Linked DNA regions of Homo sapiens: region 2 is linked to region 1. A link is an interaction called in ENCODE POLR2A ChIA-PET data of the cell type or tissue named here. Cell type or tissue: B cell. All regions are shown on one strand. Each heading gives the region's core, and the rest is flanking DNA. Links, peaks and the distances in the headings are about the cores only. Region 1 overlaps PICALM (phosphatidylinositol binding clathrin assembly protein). Region 2 overlaps EED (embryonic ectoderm development).

The links. Peaks named below come from ENCODE experiments on the same cell type or tissue, not always from the same donor. Only the 100,000 strongest peaks of a DNase experiment are listed, where the experiment ranks them.
Region 2: POLR2A ChIA-PET joins it to region 1 with 6 read pairs; 2 of 35 experiments call an interaction of 5 or more read pairs at or near these places.

What each region holds. Positions count from the first base shown.
Region 1 is chr11:86,043,026-86,055,844 of GRCh38, forward strand. The region is part of intron 1 of PICALM (phosphatidylinositol binding clathrin assembly protein); the gene reads right to left. LOC124902730 (a long non-coding RNA gene) reads right to left here. Exons shown (of 2, transcript XR_007062822.1): 1 at 1-12,819. Among named protein-coding and RNA genes, the nearest start is that of PICALM, 20 kb to the right of the region's middle. In B cell, for the core only: no CTCF peak of the experiment used is centred there; no DNase peak of the experiment used is centred there; H3K27ac peaks cover 1,265 bases.
Region 2 is chr11:86,266,888-86,277,167 of GRCh38, forward strand. It overlaps EED (embryonic ectoderm development), which reads left to right. Exons shown (of 12, transcript NM_003797.5): 9 at 1,569-1,674; 10 at 10,093-10,251. Among named protein-coding and RNA genes, the nearest start is that of MIR6755, 6.3 kb to the right of the region's middle. In B cell, for the core only: no CTCF peak of the experiment used is centred there; no DNase peak of the experiment used is centred there.

The DNA.
Region 1 (12,819 bases), core at 3,631-7,630:
CAGTCCTGGTTCACACCTGTTGTCCAGGGTCCCATTCAGATAGCACACCCTTTCACTCTTAAAAGTGACCCAAGTTTGGATGACATATTACACATCACCTTAGTTATAAGCACACTAATAAAAGTTTACATGTAGCTAAGAAATTAATACACTACCAGTAGCAGCTATTCACAGTGCATTTGCATTTTCCTTTTATGAGTGCTATATTCTAGTTCTTAGCCTCCTTAAAACACAAACATGCTTCTATTCTGCCTACTTTGCCCTCTAACCCCTCTACCCATGACCATTTTTAACAATAATCTCTGCTTCTGTTTTTTTCACCCCGGGAAACTCATCTAATTTCTTAACCTCAAAGAAAATCTCTATGCAAATCATTCACAAATTTCTTCTCAGAAAAATCAATCTAAGGTCTTCTGGGGGAGTTAGAGACATTAGAATTTTTCACCTCTGTGTCCAAAAACATCTCACGTTTAAAAAACAAGAACATGGTCTCAACTATAACCTAAATGTCCCATTTTTGTTTTAATTAATAACACTCATTCTTAACTTTGTTAAATTCTCAGGAATCCTGTCTCTTTGTATCTTCCACAATGTGACACAGCGCCTTATACATGTGTTCATATGACAGCATAAATATTTGTGGATTTGTAAGTGAAACAAAGGCTCATTTCTCCACTCATAAGATCCAGGAGACAGAAGTAAGGGTAACAGCGAAAAAGCCTTCCCTGTAGGTAGGTTAAAGTTTTTCGTTAAGAGCCAAACCCATGTCTAAATTAAGTAGGAATCCAGAAGATTTTTCATCTCTTCTCTTAAAAATTTTTAAATTCTGCCCAGTCACAGGGAATAATGGATTGCAGTTAGACTCTCTGCCAGAGGCTCCCTCACTCAGAAAACACAAGTTCCGTTCCATGTCCCCAATGCACACAGAACAACGAGAATCTTTATATTCCACTTTCATGAAGCTTTGCAAACCTCAGTAAGAACAAACAGAAATCCCATTTATTCTAGTATTAACTGCATACTATAATACGCCAATAGTGTCTTAGGAGTTAGAAATATACAATAGTGGACAAAGTTTCTATTATCACGGAGCTTATATACTAATGGGAGGAATGTAATCAGTAAACAAATGAACAAATAGATGGTGGCAAGTGCTAAAAATTTCTTAGCTCTTGGAAGGGATGGAGCTATGTGTTTGAGGGAGGTTGCTAGGAAGGAGCCCCACATAAAATGACTTTTAAGAATTATGGCAACAGTGGTAGTGTGTCACCAGTGGCCTGGAGGCCTATGGAACTGACCATCATGATCAACTACCACCTTCCACATAGTGAGTAAGTGTGAAGGCCTCCCATTCATTCTATATCTCACATGTCTGCTCCACCTGTGCCAAACCAAAGACACATCAAACGGGATCGTCTCTTGGTAATTTTGCAAAGCCTCTAGTTTTACGTATATAGTACCAGACGGTGGAAATCTCATTTATTTATTCACATGCTTCACAATTAAAACAATCTGATCACTTTAAGTGACTCAAAATTACACGAGCCATTTATTACACGATTAAGTGACGTAACTGTAGCTAGTAAGCATGTGAAGACCCTGTAAGCCAGGGGTTCCCAACCCCCAGGCCGTGGACCATTACTGGCTCATGACCTGTTAGGAACTGGGCCACACAGTAGCTGGTGAGCTAGGAAGCATTACTGCCTGAGCTCTGCCTCCTATCAGATCAGCAGGGGCATTAGATTCTCATAGGAGCGCGACCCCTATTGTGAACTGCACATGCAAGGGATCTAGGCTGTGCACTCCTTATGAGAATCTAATGCCTATGATCGAGGTGGAACAGTTTCATCCCGAAACCATCCCTCCACACACCCCCTGCCAGTCTGTGGAAAAACTGTCTTCCATGAAACCACTCCTTGGTGCCAAAAAGGTTGGGGACCGTTGCTGTAAGCCACTGAGTAACAAGTGAAAGCCATTTCTGAAAAATCATTTTTCAAACTGCTGGAAACCAACTGCAGTAATGGCGGATGTAGCACCAAATAATAACCTATCTACATGGCTTTAAATTTTGAAATAATACTCTCTAAGTGGAAAATATGAGCAATTTTAATACATTATTAATATATCACTATAAAATAAAGCCATTAATAAATCACTACAAAATAAAGCCAGAGTTATTTTTCCTAATAAGTTTAATATTACGCCTTTAAGTTTCTACAAGAAGGAAAAATCACCAGGATTATTCTACAAGAAGAAATAATCACCAGGACAAAAAATATCTCTATCCTCATACACCTCATAACCATACACCTGTTCTTATAAGATTCCTAGAAGGGTACAGTGGTATGCACCTGTAGTCCCAGCCACTCAGGAGGTTGAGGTGGGTGGATCACTTCAGCCCAAGAGTTTGAGGCTGTAGTATGCAATGATGACAACTGTGAATAGCCACTGAACTCCAGCCTAGGCAACATAGTGAGACCCTGTCTTGAAATTCAAAAAAAAAAAAAAAAAAAAAAAAAAGACTCCATATAACCCACATTCACCTATTTCCTATTTCTCAGCACTAAAAAGTCTGACAATTTTACTTCCTGACAAATGTCTTTCTTAAAAGGAATTATAAAATTTTATATAGATCTATATTTATACAATATCCCATTTATTTTCAAAACCACATTCTATCTATGAATGGATATATGAAGAGTCTCCTAAATTTCTTAAAGAGTGTATCTTTATCCTGGCTTGTGTGAGAAAGTAATATACATTTTAAGTGGTCTAGACAAGTAGGAAGGGAAATTTAATCATCTTTCTCCCATCATTCTACAGTACCAATCTTTCACCAACTTTTTTTTGCTATGATGCCAAACGATCTTCAAATAAACCTTCTACCCAACCACAGCTTTTCAAGTTAATCTCTTCCTAAACTTGACAAACACTGGAGAATGTTAACTAGTTTTTACTTTCATTGCTACATTAGATACTCTCCAGAGTGACTGGGATTGGCAGGTATCTTGTTTTTAACTCTTTCTACAAGATATTTCATTAAAGTTAATTTCTCCCATTAAAAATCTTCTGGCTCACATTTATTTGATAGTCTGTCCTAAGAGCTATTCATTTTCAATATCTGCTTCAAATACTGATAATGAAGATTTTAATTTGCCATCACTGAAGTTCTGCTCTAGACTCTCTGGCTTCCATGCATGGTCCCATCCATTTCCATGTGCTACAACTGTACTATAACAAGACTAACCAACACATCAGAATGAGCAAAAAAAATCTAGAATCAAATTCGAGATTCATGATTCACCATTGTGATTTCAGGCATGTTAATTAGTCACTCAGTTTCCATTTCAACATTTAAAAAATAGGACTAATACTTAATTTTCACAACATCTTGGCTTAGTAAGGTGATATATTTAGGGTATTTTAAAAGTACCCTAAAGCTTTAAAGCATCATTACAAATATTTTCATTTCTTTCTTACCATCATTTTGTATTGATGTTTTCCCTCATTTTAGGAGACAACTCCTCTATCACCTTTCCAATACACTGTCATGAAAATAGCTCAAACTCAATTACTGCTGCAAAACCTTCATTATCTAATGCCCAATTTCTTCATCAACTGGGAAGTGTTACCATAGATCCTTGCACTCAATCTTAAGAGTGGCAAAATCTTTATAATGCACATATGATTTCTTTCTTTCTTAATAAAGACAGGGTCTTACTCTGTCACCCAGACTGGAGTAGCTGGGACTACAGGTACATGCCAGCACATGCAGCCAATTTTTAAATTTTCTGTAGATACAAGGTCTCACTATGTTGCCCAGGCTGGTCTCAAACTCCTGGCCTTAAGTGATCCTCCCACTTTGGCCTCCCAAAGTGTTGGGATTACAGGCATGAGCCACCGTGCTTGGCCAAGATTTCTTTATACATTACAAAATTCTTTCATATCCTTAGTCTTCCAATTTAACAACAGCCTTGTGCCAAGGCAAGGAATGCTCTATTATAATATCTCTATTGCAAAGATTTAAATACTTGTCTAAAGTAGCACAAACTAGTGGCTGTGTTGGAACTACATTTTTCAAACAGTAACCTTTCCACTAGCAGGATAGATGAAGACACACATCCACAACACACACACACTCTACCCCCATTTCCATGTGGTCTGAGTGAGACTTATCATTTTCTCTAATTACTCTAAACTGCACACATTTTCACAAATTCAGTGTTGTGTTTAGTTCTCACAAATCTAATTCCTAGTATACACAGTAGGCCACCTCTTGTCTGGTTTAGTATAATCCTCATTGGCATAATCATCTTCTTTGTGGCTACAATGAACTAAAGTTGACAGACTATGAGGAAAGCGACACATTATTCAACTCAAGTTCACAAGTTGCGAAAGTTCTGGGCATTGCCCATTTCCAAATGACTCAAACTGCAAGCCTTAATTTATAAGCAAGTTTAAAGAAGCCAAGAATGTCAGAGAACAAACTAAATCAACTCACTAGATTTTAGGTGAACAGGTCTTATATGATGTTACATGAGAAGAACACAAAGCAATTTTCCAGTCATCTTTTGCCCTAGAGATGTAATTACTATCAATTCTAAGTAATAGCAGAAGGGGTAAACTACGTTAAAAGGGGCCTCAACAGTTATAACACATTCTTGGTTAGTCATTAAGTTATGAAAATATAACTCTGATGAAGAAAGTCAAAGAAAAATCAATTCTAGATTAAGTCTATAAGCCCAAGGACAGGAAGCAACTTATTAGTAAGTTTCTCTCTTAAAACGTTTCCGGCTGGGTGCAGTGGCTCACACTCGTAATACCAGCACTTTGGGAGGCTGAGGCGGGCAGATCACCTGAGGTCAGGAGTTTGAGACCAGCCTGGCCAACATGGTGAAACCTCGTCTCTACTAAAAATATAAAAAATTAGCCGGGCATGGTGGCGGGCACCTGTAATCCCAGCTACTTGGGAGGCTGACGCAGGAGAATCTCCTGAACTCGGGAGGCAGAGGCTGCAGTGAGCCGAGATCCCGCCACTGCACTCCAGCCTGGGCAACAAGGCCAAAACTCCGTCTCAAAAAAAAAAGGTTTCCAATCTCCTGATGCGAAGCAATGGTTCTCTCCTTGCACTGCACCTTCATGCAGTCAAGGAGTATCTTAGTATCCCAAGCTGCTCTATAAATAGCTTTCTAACTTAGCTGCCAGTTGCAATTCTATAGCTAATTTTTAAGTTAGTACCTATGGCTGTTTTTCATTGCCACTCAGCTATGTCAGGCAGTGTTTCTAGGTTAGGCTACTACAGAAACCACTTGAAGATAGTGCCTTGATCCACTCTAGGTCACCAAGTCAAAACAGTATTTTGCAAGAATACGATGAACAAAAATAAATGAGGGTTTATACTCTATAAAGTCTAAGACTTTATATTAAATTGATAGCCAACACAAATTCCAAACCTGACAACAAATACACAAATACATAGTTCTGTGAAGAAAAATTACTAAAGCTAATGTTAATAAAAGAAAAATAGGCCGGGTGCAGTGGCTCACACCTGTAATCCCAGCACTTTGGGGGGCTGAGGCGGGCAGATCACAACATCAGGAGGTCGAGACCATCCTGGCCAACATGGTGAAATCCCAGCTCTACTAAAAATACAAAAATTAGCCGGGCGTGGTGGCGCATGCCTGTAATCTCAGCTACTCGGGAGGCTGAGGCAGGAGAATCGCTTGAACCTGGGAGGCAGAGGTTGCGGTGAGCCAAGATATAGCACCACTGCACTTCAGCCTCCTGGGGAGTAAGAGTGAAACTCCGTCTCAAAAAAAAAAAAAAAAAAAAAAATTACTGCCTGCTAAACTGTAACTTTTCAGTCATTAAACAGCTGGTTTTACTTCAATAAGGAAATGTACAAATGGGAATAAGGATAATGTGGGTATATCTTCCAATTCTGAAAATGGGAGGCAAAGTGACCACGTAAAGAACAAATCAGAGGGCCGGGTGCGGTGGCTCCCACCTGTAATCCCAGCACTTTGGAAGACCAAGGCGGGTGGATCACATGAGGCTAGGAGTTCCAGACCAGCCTGACCAACATGGCAAAAGCCCGTCTCTACTAAAAATACAAAAATTAGTCAGGCACGGTGGGTGCACACCTATAATCCCAACTACTTGGGAGGCTGAGGCATGAGAATCACTGGAACCCAGTGCAGTGAGCTGAGATTGTGCCACTGCACTGCAGCCTGGGTGACAAAGCAAGACTGTCTCAAAAAAACAAACAAAAAAAAACATAAATCAGATCTTTACTCCGGTTCCATACCAAAAGATCAAATGCAACTATCCAGTTAACTTATTTTATCTTTGATATTCAGTTTTAACACACAAATTCATTGCAGAGCAACCCACTCCATTTTGTATGTATCAATAAATCTTCACACTGATCTTATATCTCAAAACCAGACAAATTCCCCCATGACAGCTCGCCTGAAATAAAGCCAGTAACTGTTAATTGGAGAAATTCATTTTCTTTTATTTTCCCTTTTTTTTTCCTTTTCCCTGAGAAAGAGTCTCACTCTGTCACCCAGGCTGGAGTGCAGTGGCGCAATCTCGGGGTTTCATCATATTGGCCAGGCTGGTCTCAAACTCCTGACCTCAGGTGATCCACCTGCCTTGGCCTCCCAAAGTGCAGGGGTTACAGGCGTGAGCCACCATGCCTGGCCTCTTTTCTATTCATCTAAGAGAACTGCTACCTTCCAAAATTCTGCCCATCCCCTTCCAAAGATGCAATCTGAAGGTAGATGAACTTAGAGAAGTTAAAAAAAAAAAAAGGTACCAACAATTAAAACGAGTTTGCTAGGTAAAACTACATATTGGACACAACTAAAGATTATTCTAAACTACATCAGGCCAGGTGAGGTGGCTCACGCCTGTGATCCCAGCACTTTAGGAGGTCAACGTGGGTGGATCACCTGAAGTCAGGAGTTCACAACCAGCCTGGCCAACATGGCAAAACCCCATCTCTACTAAAAATAAAATACAAAAATTAGCCAGGCGTAGTGATGAGAGCCTATAATCCCAGCTACTCAGGAGGCTAAGGCAGGATAACTCCTTGAACCCAGGAGGCGGAGGTTGCAGTGAGCAGAGATCGCGCCACTGCACTCCAGCCTGGGCAACAGAGCAAGACTCTGTCTCAAAAAAAAAAAAAAAAAAAAACTATATCAGTAAGTTGCTTAATTTCAAGTCACAAAAGGCCCCCCCAAAAAAAAAGCCAAAAAGAAAGTTCACCCTTTTTTGACAAATAACTCAAAACTAGATGTACATGTACTGCAAGTAAAAGCAAACTTTTCTGGCTCTTAATGGTTGTCACTGGTACACAAAAGTTTATAAGCCAAAAATGTGCAAGCAATTACAGCCACAAAAACTGATGCAGCCTTGACCTATTACAGATTTCTAATATTAAACAGATACATGCAATTCCCCATTCTACAATACATATACACAGCATTCATATAATTTAAGAAACACAGTCCTTCCATCATGCAAATTAAATTAAGGATCCTGGCAACAATAATAATGTTTACATTTCTGTGTTTCTGAAGAATTAAAATGAAGAGATAAAAATAAGGTGAAGCAATTATCCATCAATTCATCACTTAATAATTTTAAGATTATGTCACTGTGGTAGAACATAAATGGTGATGGATTAGTGATGCTCCTTACACACCCTCAGCTGATCCCCCAATATGAACAACAGGCAACACATATAAGACAATTTTTAATAAAGGTAGAAAGAAACTCCCTTTTTTTTACATCCAAGATACACACTGGAAAAAAATTATTTATTGTTATTATTTTTTATGTGATGTGGTCTCGCTATGTTGTACAAGGTGGCCTCAAACTACTGGCCTCAAGAAATACTGCCACCTCAGTCACCTGAGTAGCTGGGACTACAAGGATGCACCAACACACCCAGCTGAAAATTCACATTTTTGTTGCCCATTTCCTCCTAAAACAAGAATCACATAAGACAATGCCACCTATTCCTACCAATGATAATAAGATATGCAAATTCAAACTGTTTTTCAAATAATGATATAGTAGTAAATGGGACAGAATACTCTGATGGAGAATGAAGCAAAGGCTCAGAGAGAAACTGTTTCTGGTATTCGTTTCCAAAGGACCAAGCCTACAACAAAAAAAGCTAAAGGAGCACAATTATAGCATCACAGAATAACAGAGTAAGAAGGTAATTTAGAAAATAAACTATTTTAGTAACAGATTTTTGTGAGGTCATATGGAGCTAGGGTCAGTACCCTACATTCCAGTTAGAGCTTACTCCTCTTGAAGCATATGGAAAATTTATCTTAAGATAAAGTGGTGGCTCACTCCTGTAATCCCAGCACTTTGGGAGATGGAGGTGGGCGGATCACTTGAAGTCAGGAGTTCCTGACCAGTCTGGCCAACATGGTGAAACCCCATCTCTACTAAAAATACAAAAATTAGCCAGGCATGGTAGCGTGCACTCACAGTCCCAGCTACTTGGGAGGCTGAAGCAGGAGAATCACTTGAACCTGGGAGGCAGAGGTTGCAGTGAGCTGACATCGCGACACTGCACTCCAGCCTGCGTAACAGAGTGAGACTCCATCTCAAAAAGAAAAGAAAAAAAGTATAGAAAGTTGACATCTCAAAATGTAATCTTACATATTTACATAAATTATATTCCTCAAAGAAAAGCTCTCTCCTATCTATATCTCATTCCATATAAGTTTTCTGTGAGCTAAGAAGCTCCCCTTCAGATTGCCTGACCTCTAGTCAAGGTTCTTCATCGCCATCTAAATGTCAGATTTATTCTCTATGTCTTCTTACTAATAGTGTTTTGGTTTAAGTATGTGGAAAATAAAGCCAATAAGACTATCTGATGAATAGGTTTGTATAAACATTGTGTTAACAATGCATGTCAATTGCCCAAGACATAGAAAGGTTTCCTTAAAGGTTAGCTATTCTCCCCATTTTGTATGTCCTAACTAAACCAACTGAAACGGTTTGGCTCTGTGTCCCTACCCAAATCTCACCTTGAGTTGTAATAATACCCATGTGAAGGACAGGACCAGGTGGAGATAACTGAATCATAGCGACAGTTTCTCCCATGCTGTTCTCATGATAGTGAGTGAGTTCTCATGAGATCTGATGGTTTTATAAGGGGCACTTCTCTCTCCTGCCATCATGTGAGAAAGGACATGTTTGCTTCCCTTTCTGCCATAATTGTAAGTTTCCTGAGGTCTCCCTGGCCATGCAGAACTGTGAGTCAATTAAACCTCTTTTCTTTATAAATTACCCAGTCTTGGGTGTTTCTTCATAGCAGCACGAGAATAGACTAATACACCAATTTTTATCAGACTTTGTGAATCCCTGAAGACTGAAAGTTTCCTTTCTTTTATAAAATTTCTTCCTTCAGATCAAAGTTAGGTTTACATTATTTCTGTTGAGAAGACTTCTTCAATGATTCCTGTGCAATCTAGAGACTCGGAAATCCCCAAACCTCAGTAATTGCCACCATTCATTCATTCTATAATAAAGTTAATACAAAAACTTGAAGCAGCAAAATCTCATCTCAGCTTCCAGATCAGCAAAACTCCTTGCCTTTCCTGTTTTCACACTGGCAGCAGAAACTACAGATAAAGTGTAATTTTGAAAAATTGGCTCTAACTATGGTCCAACTTGACCTACAGTAGCCAAAAAGCTATATCTAAAGGTCATATAATTAAAAGTCATACTCCCTTCACAATCTAGCCTCAGACAATTGCTCCGACTGTATTTCTCATTGCACCCAACCTGTCCCTCTCACAGTCCAAAAGCACCCCATTTACAAATCTCTTTGTTCCTCAAACACAATTTCAGCTTCCTGTCTACAAATGTTTGCTCATGCTCTTTCCTCCACCTGAAATGCCTAGTGTTCCTAATAACTTATCATTTAAGGTCCAGTTATCTTCCCTTATCAAAAGCAGTATCTCTCTTATCTGATTTTTAACATCATTTGATCTGTACTTATCTCACATTGTCTGGCAATACAGCTATCTGCATACGTCATCTACCCTACTAGACTGAGGACAGATTAGTGTTTCACAATAATCTCAACACAACCTGAATAGTGACACTGTTAATTAAATTTGGCCTAAAGCTGCTTCCATAAGCAGGGAACTGCACCTCAGTATGTTAAAACTGCAACCTAACTCGAGTATATTCTTGTAACGAGGCTAAGCGTTCTGCCAATCACAAGCGGCAAGCTGCTCAGACATGTCCAAATAAGGCAAACGTGGACACAAACGTGGACCTGTAACCAATCAGACTATGTCTGGATGTCACTTCTTTTTCTGTCTATAAATCCTGACTATCCACATTGCTGGGTGGAACTCTCTGAACCTTTACTCCTTCAGGGTGCTGCTCAATTCATGAATTGTTTCTTTGCTCAAATTAACTGCCAAATTTAATTTGTCTAAAGTTTTATTTTAACAAGACTCAATATGTAATGCTAATGAGCATATTAATTTCCTTAAGACGAATAAAGTCTTTTTTTTGAGACAGGGTCTCACTGTCACCAAGGCTGGAGTACAGTGGCATGATCTCGGCTCACTATAACCTCTGCCTCCTGGGCTCAAGTGATCCTCCCGCTTCAGCATTACAAGTAGCTGGGACTACAGGTGTGTGCCACCATGCCCAAATAATTTTTATATTTTCAGTAGAGATGGGATTTCACTATGTCACCCAGGCTGGTCTCAAACTCCTGGACTCAAGCAATCTGCCCACCTCGGCCTCCCAAAGTTCTGGAATTACAGGGATGAGCCAAAGCACCCATCCAAGACTAACAAAGCCTTGTTTGGTAGAAATCCAGCTTTAAAAATGCACAAGTGACAATATATCATTTTCAGATATATAAAAGTCACTAATTAAATCAAACAGGCCACGAAGATTCTTACTGACTTCAAACTGATTTAACAAATCTTATTTATTCATACTATCACCCAATAAGATAGTTTGTGTTAAGTTCATTCATAAATTTGGAACTCAATAAAAGCTCAATTCCCAGACAAGCCCACAAAAGCCATGAGTTCACAGTATGCCTGATTTTACTTATTTGGAGAGCCAAACACTATGTATAACAACATTCGGAGGTCCAATTTTGGGTGGCAAGGTATATTTAGCCCCCTGCACATGTGCCAACAGAATCATGCATTCCTTCTTTCCTGTCTTTCTCAACAACCTCACTACAAACTATGTGTGAAAAGGAAAAAATACATTGCTAGTTTCACAGCACTGGTATCTAAAGCTAGGGAAGCAGCTAATAAATGGGAGAAAGGAGGGCTCTAAAATGAAGACGGAGGATGGCACTGAAGAGCCCAGAGTTTATCAAGACAAGTCCTGCTCCTTTAAGAGCTCCCTCTCCAGCCTCATCTCCCCTTACTCCCATTAACACTTTGCATTCTACCACACAAAACTATTCAGTTTCCCACAAACACACCATAAAGCGCTTTTTTGCCCCATGTCACTGCTTATCATCTGCAAATCACCATTCATCCTTAAAGTTCCTGTTACCTCCCCTCTGTGAGGTCTTTACTAACCTCCTTCAAAGTTAATTACTCTCTCCTACTTTGATCTTTATGTAAAAATTTATTATGCATTTACCTTAATGTATTATAATCAATTATTAGTTTGCACATTTTACACTATTAGATCTCAGGCTCCTTTTAAGGTAAGAATCAAGTGTCACTCATTTTTTCTTTTTGAGACGGAGTTTCACTCTTGTTGCTCAGGCTGTGGGGTTTCTCCATGTTGGTCAGGCTGGTCTTGAACTCCTGACCACAGGTTATCCATCCACCTTGGCCTCCCAAAGTGCTGGGATTACAGGCGTGAGCCACTGTGCCTGGCCCACTCATCTTTATAATATTTTCTGGACTGTCACCATTTTTCCTTAGCACTCCAAAAAAAATATGATTTTTTTTAAATGTTGGCAAAAATCTACCTTTAAAAAATTGCTTGCTGGCTGGGGGTGGTGGCTAATGCCTGTAATCTCAACACTGTGGGAGGCTGAGATGGGTGGATCACCTGAGGTCAGTAGTTTGAGACCAGCCTGGACAACATGGTGAAACCCCCGTCTCTACTAAAATACAAAATTAGCCAGGCGTGGTGGCACACGTCTGTAATCCCAGCTACTTGAGAGGCTAAGGCAGGAGAATCGCTTGAACTCAGGAGGCGGAGGTTGCAGTGAGCCTAGATCGTGCCACTGCACTCCAGCCTGGACAAGAGCAAAACTCCGTCTCAAAAAAAAAAAAAAAGATACCATGGAAACATACAATGACACTATTATTTGTGGACCAAAACAACTTATTGATAGTCATGCAACTATTTGTTACCTTCTTCATATATCTAAGACTATTCTGAAAATGTAAAAAATATAAACTGGATCAGATTAAGTGGTTTATCCAGCTGAAAGAATGACCCAAATAATTCCAGTTATCCATCACCAAACTATACCCAGTAGTCATGGAGATTGCCATCAAGTAACATTTTTCTCCTGCACAATTCCATTTCCACATTACACAGAGGTAGTAGAGTTGTATTCCATGTCAACTTCAAAAGATTAAAAACCCAAATATCTTTGGTTTTCCTTAATACAAATGTGTTTCTTCATACCATATACAAAAGTTAACTCAAAATTGATCAATCTTAAATCTAAGAGCTAAAATTTCTTCCTAAAACTCTTAGAGTTGTAAAGGTGCATAACCTTGAATCAGCCAATGATTTCTTAGATATATCGAAAGCACAATCGAAAAAATC
Region 2 (10,280 bases), core at 2,448-6,447, 220 kb after region 1:
TTTAGCAAAGAGCTAGAATTCATTTTCTGGTTATCAAGCCAGATTGTTAATAGATTATTAAATTTGTAAGCATCAGTAAATATTTCAATGCACTAACATTCATCAGACCTAAGTGTCCTCTAAGAATTATTAAAAGTTTTACCTTTCTCCTTTAAAACACCAGGAGCTAGTAGGACAATGTTAAATTTATATTTTTAGATTATTTTCTAGATATCTGGAATAAATACAAACTATATTTCAGAGTTTTCAAAAAATAACAGTTGTACTCGTTTTTTCTTTGAGAGAGGTTTGGCCATACAATTATAGTATGTATTTAGCTAAAAAGCAATTAATATAATTATAGCAGAGTTAAGAATTTATATCAGATCACGAATAACATTTTAATGTTTCAACAAAATATCCCAGAATTTGAATTGGAAGGATTGTTTTGAGTTGCTCCAATCCAAAGTGCTTTTTTACATATCTGAGGGAAAAGGTAAAGAGAGGACATATGAATTGCCTAAGACAACTAATTCATGGCATATTATACTTATACAGCTATTTCTGATTTAAAACTGAGTATATTAGGAATGTTAAGTGTACTGTTAAATAACTCCAGAATTAATAGCAGCTTGTTTTGTTTCTTCTCACAAATATCTCTAATGAAAACAGTGTTGCCATTTAGTTTCCTAAATACAGAAATTATTTGGAAAAGTCCTAGGAAATTTTATTTTGTTCTATTTGTTTTTTTGAGACGGAGTTTTGCTCTTGTTTCCCAGGCTGGAGTGCAGTGGTGCAATCTTGGCTCACTGCAACCTCTGCCTCGCAGGTTCAAGCGATTCTCCTGCCTCAGCCTCCCAAGTAGCTGGATTACAGGCGGCCGCCACCATGCCTGGCTAATTTTTTTTTTTTTTTTTTTTGTATTTTTAGTAGAGATGGGGTTTCACCATGTTGGCTAGGGTGGTCTCGAACTCCTGACCTCAGATGATCCACCTGCCTCGGCCTCCCAAAGTGCTGGGAGCCACCGCACCCACCCCCACTTAAGAAATTTTAAATTCCTGTAAGGCATCATTTTCAGAAATTATTGCTCAAGGCAGGACTGTAGATGTATCTTTAGCAGACTTTGGAATGATGTTTAGTTGTTCCTGGAAAGATGACTATCTTTTGAAATAGTGTAGATATATTGACTTTCATAGATTATTAATGCTTAATTTTAAGGACTGAGTAGGTAGCTTAGTATATTTTCAGTGAGAAACTGATCAGGCCTTTATTATTGGTTAGGGTACCCAGAATTGAGGTGATTAATTTTGGGTTATATATAGTAAAACGCAGGAAACTACAATGTTTATAAACAAAGTATCTATCATAGGACAAAGATAAAATTGGATAATAATGGAGAAAAATAAACAAAAGTGGAATGAGACTTTAGCTTTCAATAAATAGATAAGGTGGTTGGTTATGTAGGAACACAGAGGAATTAATAGTCTTACATTTTGTTTTTCCAAGTTTTATAAATCCAAAAATGAAAAAGAGTATGATTCTACTATAATTTTTTCTTTTAACTTTTTACATTTCCATTCTTCCTTCAGGCCATTTATTTCTCAGAAAATCCATTTTCCTGATTTTTCTACCAGAGACATACATAGGAATTATGTTGATTGTGTGCGATGGTTAGGCGATTTGATACTTTCTAAGGTATGGTAACTGCAGTTAAGCTGTACTTCCATCGTGTGTGTGTGTGTGTGTGTGTGTGTGTGTGTATGTGTGTGCGCATGTTGGAACTTGGCAGGGAGCACTTTATGTAGTTTATTAAATTGAATGGCAGCTGGGAAGTTGCCTTTTTTAAAGTCTCATATTTTGATATATTTAGAAACTTGTTTTAAGAATAAAACATGCCATTGAATTATAATTCTTTGTGCTCCAGTAAGATGAGTATAGTTTTATAAGGTGATAGTATTCTCTGATAGTCAGTATTGTTACAAGATAACCAGTAACTAAAGCCAACAGAATTGGCTTTTGTTTTTTTGTATCTCTGTGACTATTTTAGTAAAATTTTATTTATAAAAACAGGTGGCTGGAGTTGGCTTATGGGCTGTAGTTTGCCAACCCCTGCCCCTGTTGATGGATTTATACAGATGCTCCTCAACTTATGATGGGATTACATCGTGATAAACCCATCATAAATTGAAAACGCATTTAATACACATAACCTACTGAATATCAGCTTAGCCCAGCCTATCTTAAATGTGCTCAGAATTAGCCTACAGTTGGGCAAAATTATCTAACACAAAGCCTGTTTTATAATAAAGCATTGAATATCTCACATACTGCATACTGCTAGCCCAGGAAAAGATCAAAATTCAAAATTCCAAGTACTTCAAAATTGCAGCTGTTTTGTACCATTTTGGTAAAGTTGAAAAATTGTAAATCAGACCATTGTAAGTCAAGGCCATCTGGGTGTGTGTGTGTGTGTGTTTGTGTGTCTGTGTATTTTTTTGTAGCTGATAATTTAGAGAAGCTATTGGTGATGTTACATGAGCATTTAGGATTATCAAATTTGGTGAAATTGCTGTCCGGTTTCTTTTCTTGATGTGAATTTCAGGCCACTTCACATTTTCTTGGGCAGAGCCTGATTTACTTTTTTCTTGGCTTTATGTGTAAACTGTTTTTTTCTTTTTTCTTTAAACTTTTGACCTTCAAATAACTTGATTCATAGGATGTTTCAAAGATTGTGCAGAGAGGTCCCATATGATCTTTATCCAGAATCCAAAGTTTATATATTATATAACTGTAATACAATATCAAATCCAGAAAATTGACACTGGTACAATGTGTGTGTTTAGTTTTATGTCATTTTATCACGTGAATTTTGTCATTTCAAGAATGGTACAGTTTGGGACCTTTTAAGATTGTTTTTTTCCACTCAAACCCTTGAGATCCATCCAGGTTGTTGCCTGTATCAGTAGTTCTCCTTTTTTATTGCTGAGTAGTATTCCATGGTATGGATTACCATAGTTTATGTAACTATCTATGGTAGGAGGTTTTGGTCATTTCCAGTTCTGGGCTATTGCAAATAAAGCTGCTAATCAGCAGTTGTGTCCAGGTTTTTGTGTGGACTTAAGTTTTCATTTCTCTGGGTAAATGCCTAGGAGGGCAATTGCTGGGTTGTGGTTAAGTTTGTTTAGTTTTTTAAGAAACTGCCAAACTATTTTCCAGAGTGGCCGTGCCATTTTACATTCCCACCAGCAATGTATGAGAGATCCAGTGTCTCCGAATCTTCGCCAGCATTTGGTATTGTCATTATTTTTTATTTTAGCTGTTCTGATAGGTGTGTAGTGATATCTCATCGTGGTCTTAATTTGCATTTCCCTGATGGCTAGTGATGTTGAACATCTTTTTCATGTGCTTATTTACCATTCGTATATCCTTTTTGGTGATGTCTTTTCATATCTTTTGCTCATTTTCTAATTGGATTGGTTTTTTGTTGTGTTTTTTTTTTTTTTTTAACTGTTGAGTTTTGAGAGTTTGAATATATTCTAAATATGAATCCTGTATCAGATACATAGTTTGCAAATATTTTCTTTCAGTCTGTAGCTTGTCATTTCATCCTCTTTAATAGGGTCTTTCACAGAGCAAATGTTTGTAGTTTTTATTAAATCCAGTATATTGATTTTTTAAAATTATTTTATGGATTATGCTTTTGATGTTTTGCCTGAGAACTCCTTACCAAGCTATAGACCTTAAAGATTTTCTCCTGTGTTCTCTTGTAAAAGTTTTATACTGCTATGTTTTACATTAAATGTGTAATCCATTTTGAGTTGATTTCCTTATGAAGGTGCGAGGTTTAGGTGGAAGTTCATTTTTCTCTTATAGATACTCAGTTGTTCCATCAGCATTTGTTGGAAGACTATTCTTCCGCCATTGAATTGCTTTTGCACCTCTCTCAGAAATTGTTTGGCTGTACTTACGTGGGGCTGTTTTTGATTTTCCTGTTCTGTTTCATCTGTATATCTGTCCCTCCACCAGTACTACATACACAGTCCTCATTATTGTAGCTCTATAATTATTCTTGGAATCTGATAGATTTTTCCCGCTTTTATTTTTTTCATAATTGTTTTGAGCTATTCTAATTCCTTTGTCTTTCTGTGTGTAAATTTTAGAATAATCTTTTCTACATTTCTAAAAATCTTGCTGGGAGTTGTTTTGAGGAGAAGGAGTTTTTAACTGGATTTGTATTAAACCTGTATATATAATTTCAAGGAGAATTAATATTGTGCTGAGTCTTCTAATCCATGATTGTGGTATGTCTCTTCATTTATTTACAACTTCTTTGACTTTTGTCATCAGCATTTTATAGTTTTTAGCATATAAGTCCCATTTTTGCTCTGTTAGATTTATACCTAAGTATTTTTTAAGCAATTATAAACTGTTTTATATTTTTATTTTCCATTTTTATGTGTTCATAACTAATATATAGAAATATAATTGATTTTTGCATATTGATCTTGAATCTTGTGACCTAGCTAGACTACATATTCAAGGTGTGTTTTGTGATTTTCTCTGTAGACTATCATGTGATCTGCAAATAAGGACAGTTTTATTTCTTCCTTTGTGATCTATATGCCTTTTCTTTTTTTGCCTTATTGCGCTGGTGAACTTTCAGTCCTGTGTTGAATAGCAGTGTTAGGAACAGATATTCTTGACTTGTCATTCAGTCTTTCACAATTAAGTATATTAGGGTTTGTTTTGTTTTGTTTTGTAGATATTCTCTATCAAGTTGGGAAAGTTGAGAACTGTTTCCTGTTCCTAAATTTTTGAGAGCTTTTTCATGAATGGTGTTTTGTCAAATGCTTTTTCTTCATCAGTTTATATGCTCATATGGTTTATCTTGTGTTGCCTATTAATATAGTAGATTATATTGATTGGTTTTTTGAATATTGATCCAGCCTTGGAACCCTGGAATACATTCCTACTTGATCATCCTGTGTAATTTTTTGTATTGCTGAGTTCTGTTTGCTAATATTTTGTTAAGGATTTTTGTGTCTGTATTCGTGAGGTATGATACTGGTCTTAACTTTTTTTTTTGGTACTGTTTTTTCTGGTTTTGGTATTAGTAATACTGACTTTATAATGAATTGGCAAATGATCTGTTTCCCATTTTCCAGAAGAGATTGTGCAAAATTAGTGTGATTTTTTTTTTTTTTTTTTTGAGACGGAGTCTGGCTCTGTCGCCCAGGCTGGAGTGCAATGGCGCGATCTTGGCTCACTGCAAGCTCCGCCTCCTGGGTTGACACCATTCTCCTGCCTTAGCCTCCTGAGTAGCTGGGACTACAGGAGCCTGCCACCACACCCGGCTAATTTTTTTATGTTTTTAGTAGAGATGGGGTTTCACTGTGTTAGCCAGGATGGTCTCGATCTCCTGACCTGGTGATCCACCTGCTTCGGCCTCCCGACGTGCTGGGGTTACAGGCGTGAGCCACCGCGCCCGGCCACTGTTGGTTTATTTTGCTCAACTTTTATCAGTTTCTTAAGATGGTAGCTTAGATTGTTGAGTTTTTGAGAATTTGTTTTATGGCTCTATTTTAGATATATTTGATGGGAGCTTGAAAAGAATATGTACTCTGTTGAGTGGAATGTTGTATAAGTGTTTAATTGGTTGATGATGTCGAATTCTTCTATATCCTTGTTCGGTGTCTACTGTTTTATCAACTATTGAGAGACAGGTGTTGAAATCTTCAGTTACAATGTGGATTTTTCTCTTTCTCCTTTCAGTTCTGTCACGTTTTGCAGTTCTATTGTTCATGCATTCACATTTAGTATTGCTATGTCTTTGGAATTGTCTCTTTTTTCATTACATAATCTTTTTTCAAACTTTTAATCTATGTATATTATAATTGAGTAAGTTTCTTGTAGATGATATAGTTGGGTCATTTTTTAAATCTATTCTGCCTATGTCTTTTAATTGGTGTATTTAGACCATTTATATTTAAGCTTTATATCAGTTATTATTTTAAGTCTGCCATTTTTCTTTTTGTCTTTTTCATTTCTCTCTGAGTTTTTTCCCCCCTAACTTTCTGGGTTACATGAACAGTTTTTAGAATTCCATTTTTATTTCTCTATAGTAACTCATTAGTCTACTATATTATCAGCATTTTACAATATTTTTTTTTCTCCAGAAATAAAATCTCACTCAGTCACCCAGGCTGGAGTGCAGTGGCACAGTCTTAGCTCTCTGAAGCCTGAAACTCCTGGCCTCAAGCAATCCTCCTGATTCAGCCTCCCGAGTAGCTAGGACTAGAGGCATGCACCACTATGCTCAGCTAATTTCTTTAATGTGTGGAGGTGGGGATCTTGCTATGTTGCTCAGGCTGGTCTTAAACTCCTGGCCTCAGGTGATTCCCCTGCATTGGCCTCCCAAAGGACTGGGATTATGGGCACAAGCCATTTGAGTGAAATTTAGAATGCTTCCTTCCCTTTACATCACTTTATTCTTCTCCATTTATAATTGTCTTAAATATTTATTTGTATTTGAGAACCATATCAGTTTTTTTGTTCTTCAACCATCAAACATAATTTAGAAAACCCAAAAGGAAAAGGAGAATATTATATTGACTCATTTTGCATTTTCTGTTGTTCTTCCTTACTGATAAATTCAAATCTTCTTAATTAATTTTCTTTCTGTTTCGAAAACTTTCTTTAACCATTCTTTTAGAGCAGGTCTGCTGTTAACAGATTCTCCTAGTTTTTCTTTATCAGAGCATGGCCTCATTTCTTCTTTATTTCTGAAGGATGTATTCACTCGATATAGGATTCTGGATTCACAGTTATTTTCTTTCAACACCTGACAAATGTTTTTGCTCCCTCTTTGGCCTCCATAATTCCGATGAGAAATTTGCTGTCACTGGAATTGTTTGTCCCCTGTAGGTAAGATGTTCTTTCTGTCTTACTGCTTTCAGGATTGTTTTCTTTGCCTTTAGTTTTCAGATTGAGCATGAGTATATTTAGTTTGAGGTTTGAGTGCGATATGACTTGATGTGGATTTCTTTGGGTTTGTCTTGTTTGGGGTTCACTGACATTCTTGAAGAATCTGTAGTAGATTGATGTTTTGTCCCAGGTTTGGAAAGTTTTCAGCCATTACTCAAATTGTTTTTCAGCCCTGCTCTCTTCCCTCATTTTGGGACTCTGATTATATGAATGTTAGATCGTTTGTTTGGTCCCTAGGACTGTCTTTTTTCTTTTTTTTTTTTTGTTCAGATTGGGTAATTTCTATTGTACTGTCTTTAAATTTACTGACTCTTGACCCTCTTCTCTTTTGATATTGAGCCCATCAATTGAGTTTTTTATTTGGGTTATAATAGTATATTTTAGTTATAAAACTTCCAGTTCATTCTAAGTATGTTTGCATTCATTGAAGCATTTTTATATTCCTGCCTTAAATCTATGTCAGATCTGACATCCATGTTATCTCAGTGTTGGTATCTATTGATTATCTTTTTAAAGCTGATTTTTGTCTTTTTAAAAAGTTGATTTTTATGATTCTTGGTATGAAGAGTGATTTTTGATTGAAACCTGGGTATTTTGGGTATTACGAGACTCTGGACCTTATTTAGATCTTCTCTTACAGCAGGCTTTCTCTGATACCTTTTCAGCTGGGGAAGGGAGGCGCATTGTGTTGTGCCAGATTGGGGTGGAAGTCTGGGTTCCCCACTCGGTTGACCTTGTGTTGGTGCTTCATTACTGCTCAGTCGGGGTGGGAGTTAAGGCTCTCCGTAGGCCTCAGCTGATACCACCCTAGCTGGGAAGGGCCAGGATGCCTAATTACTGCCCCCCCTAGTGGTCTCCATTTACACTCTGGGTAGTTGGTGGTGGCTTTACCAATGAATGGTTATGAATGTCCTAACTCTATTAGGCCTCCTCTGATACCACCCTAGCCCGAGAGGAGGCGGGTCACCCCATTGCTATAAGAGGTACAGGGAGAGTCATGGGGTAGGCACTTGGGGTGCTTAGTTACAACCTGAGCATGGGTTTTCACTGGTTCAGATGGAGGTGGGTCCACAGATTTTTCTAGGGTGTTTGGCTGGAGTAGAGCATTGTTGTCTGAAAATTTTGTCCTGTTAGGCTGCTACTTTTTTTGGTTCATTGGCTAGAAAAAGCAGGCTTTTATTGTTGTTGTTGTTGTTGTTGTCTTCACTCATTAGCATTTGTGAGTTGCTGCCTTCTCTCTTATCTAGTCTGGAATACATAAGGCAAAAGAAAACCCGGGAAACTCAACGGTTATCGTTTGTGTTCCAAGGTTTCTAACTTGTTTGCCTTTTCTCTACCTTTCCAAGTCTTATGTTTGCTTTGTGTATGATACTCCGACTTTTAAGTGGACTTACAGGAAAAAACACATCTGCTACATTGTTCCACCAGCAGAAGTAAAAAGCTATTAGCTTTTTAAAATTTCTGCTCTTAGAACTTAGATCTCTGGAAAGGATTTCTGAATTTTAGGTGGTAGGCTGAACTGAAATATATTGGTGGTCTCAAATCTGGCTCTGCATCGGACTCACTAGGAGAATGTTAGAAAAATAGATTTCCTAGACCTCACCTTCAGAAATTCTAAATCTGGCGCAAGGCCCTGGGAATTGGTAGTTCTAAAAAGCTCTTAGATGATTTTGAAGTGCAGCCATCCATTAGCTCTGGCAACATCTTTTTACCTCACTTTGCTTTAGTTTTTCCATCCAGGGACTCCAGTACTTAAAAATTCTTCACCGGTGCAGTTAGTAAGAAGCACTTGAAGAGCTATTTTACAGTTCTTCTGCTTTGGCCTTTCTCTTAGAGACTCTGAATCAGTAGGGGCTGAGAGACTCTGAATCAGTAGGGGCTGAGATGAGTCTTTTGAGAAAACTCCACAGACTATTGATCCAATTTTGCATTTAGCCAAGAGTCATCACACTGGGTGGTTTCTAAGGTCCTTTACAGTTAAAAACTTGAATAATAGATGTCATATAGCACTAGGATTTAAAAAGTCTAAATAAAAAAGGTAGAGAAGAAAAATGTGTTGTCTCCTCCCTAATCTTCAAGTGGCCATACTATTAAATTATTTAAATGCCTGTGAACCCCACAGGGCTGCCACCTGTCACTATATTATGTAGGCTGTCCAGTAAAACTCTAGGGGCACTGTTCACTTACATGAGGATTTCTGAATCCTGGTGCTATTTAGTTTAGGCCAGATAATTCTTTTTTTTGTAGGGGGTTTCCTGTGCATTATAAGATATTTAGTAGCATCTTTGGCCTCTACCCATTAGAGCACAGACACATTGTCAAATGTCCCTTCGTGGGCAAACCACTGACCTAGACAGTAATATGAATAGTGCCCACAGTTTTGCAATTTTTTCTCATTGTATTCTTTACCACTTACTGCTTAGGTATGTGCATACAAATTTGATTTTATAGGATAGGAAAAGTATAAGTTTGAAGCCTATTTCAATCCTATCCCCATATGAGTGTCTTGATGTTAAACAACTGCTTTACTTGCCTTCGATTGCCCTATTTATAAACTGAATTCTAAGGCTATTTATGTGAGTTCATCAACTTTCCTAAGATACCTGTTGAGTACCTACTGTGTGGCACAGATACTGGATGAAGGAATAATAGTTAATAAGGTAAAGGAAACCACCTGTGATTAGAAGCGAAATGGGAGACTGCATGGGGAAAGATGAAACTAGTGAAGTAAGCAAGAGCCAGATTAATGCCGGATTCTGAAAAGCCATGTATTCTAATTCTGTGTGTTTGTAATTGACCTGTGCTATAAAACACTTAAAGTCTCTGGGTGTCAGAGTATCTAGAGCTGAACTTGGTTTAACTTGAAAGAGAAATGTTGACTTCCAAAATGAATATTTCAGACAATGTGATTCTTTTGTATTATCGAATTCTGTTGATAATCAGATTTCTTGTCCTTAAGTATGGTCATTGACTGTAAATATAAATGAATGTACATCACTGTACTTGATAGATGGATTAACCAGGTTCTAAGAGCTGTGAATTCCAAAACAATAGAAAAGCCTTGTTTTTACTTTGTAAGATTCAGTTCCTCATTAACATTTCTTTTTCTCATTTCTCTCTCTGTTTTAGTCTTGTGAAAATGCCATTGTGTGCTGGAAACCTGGCAAGATGGAAGATGATATAGATAAAATTAAACCCAGTGAATCTAATGTGACTATTCTTGGGCGATTTGATTACAGCCAGTGTGACATTTGGTACATGAGGTTTTCTATGGATTTCTGGCAAAAGGTATCAACATACTTTTACATTTTGAAATG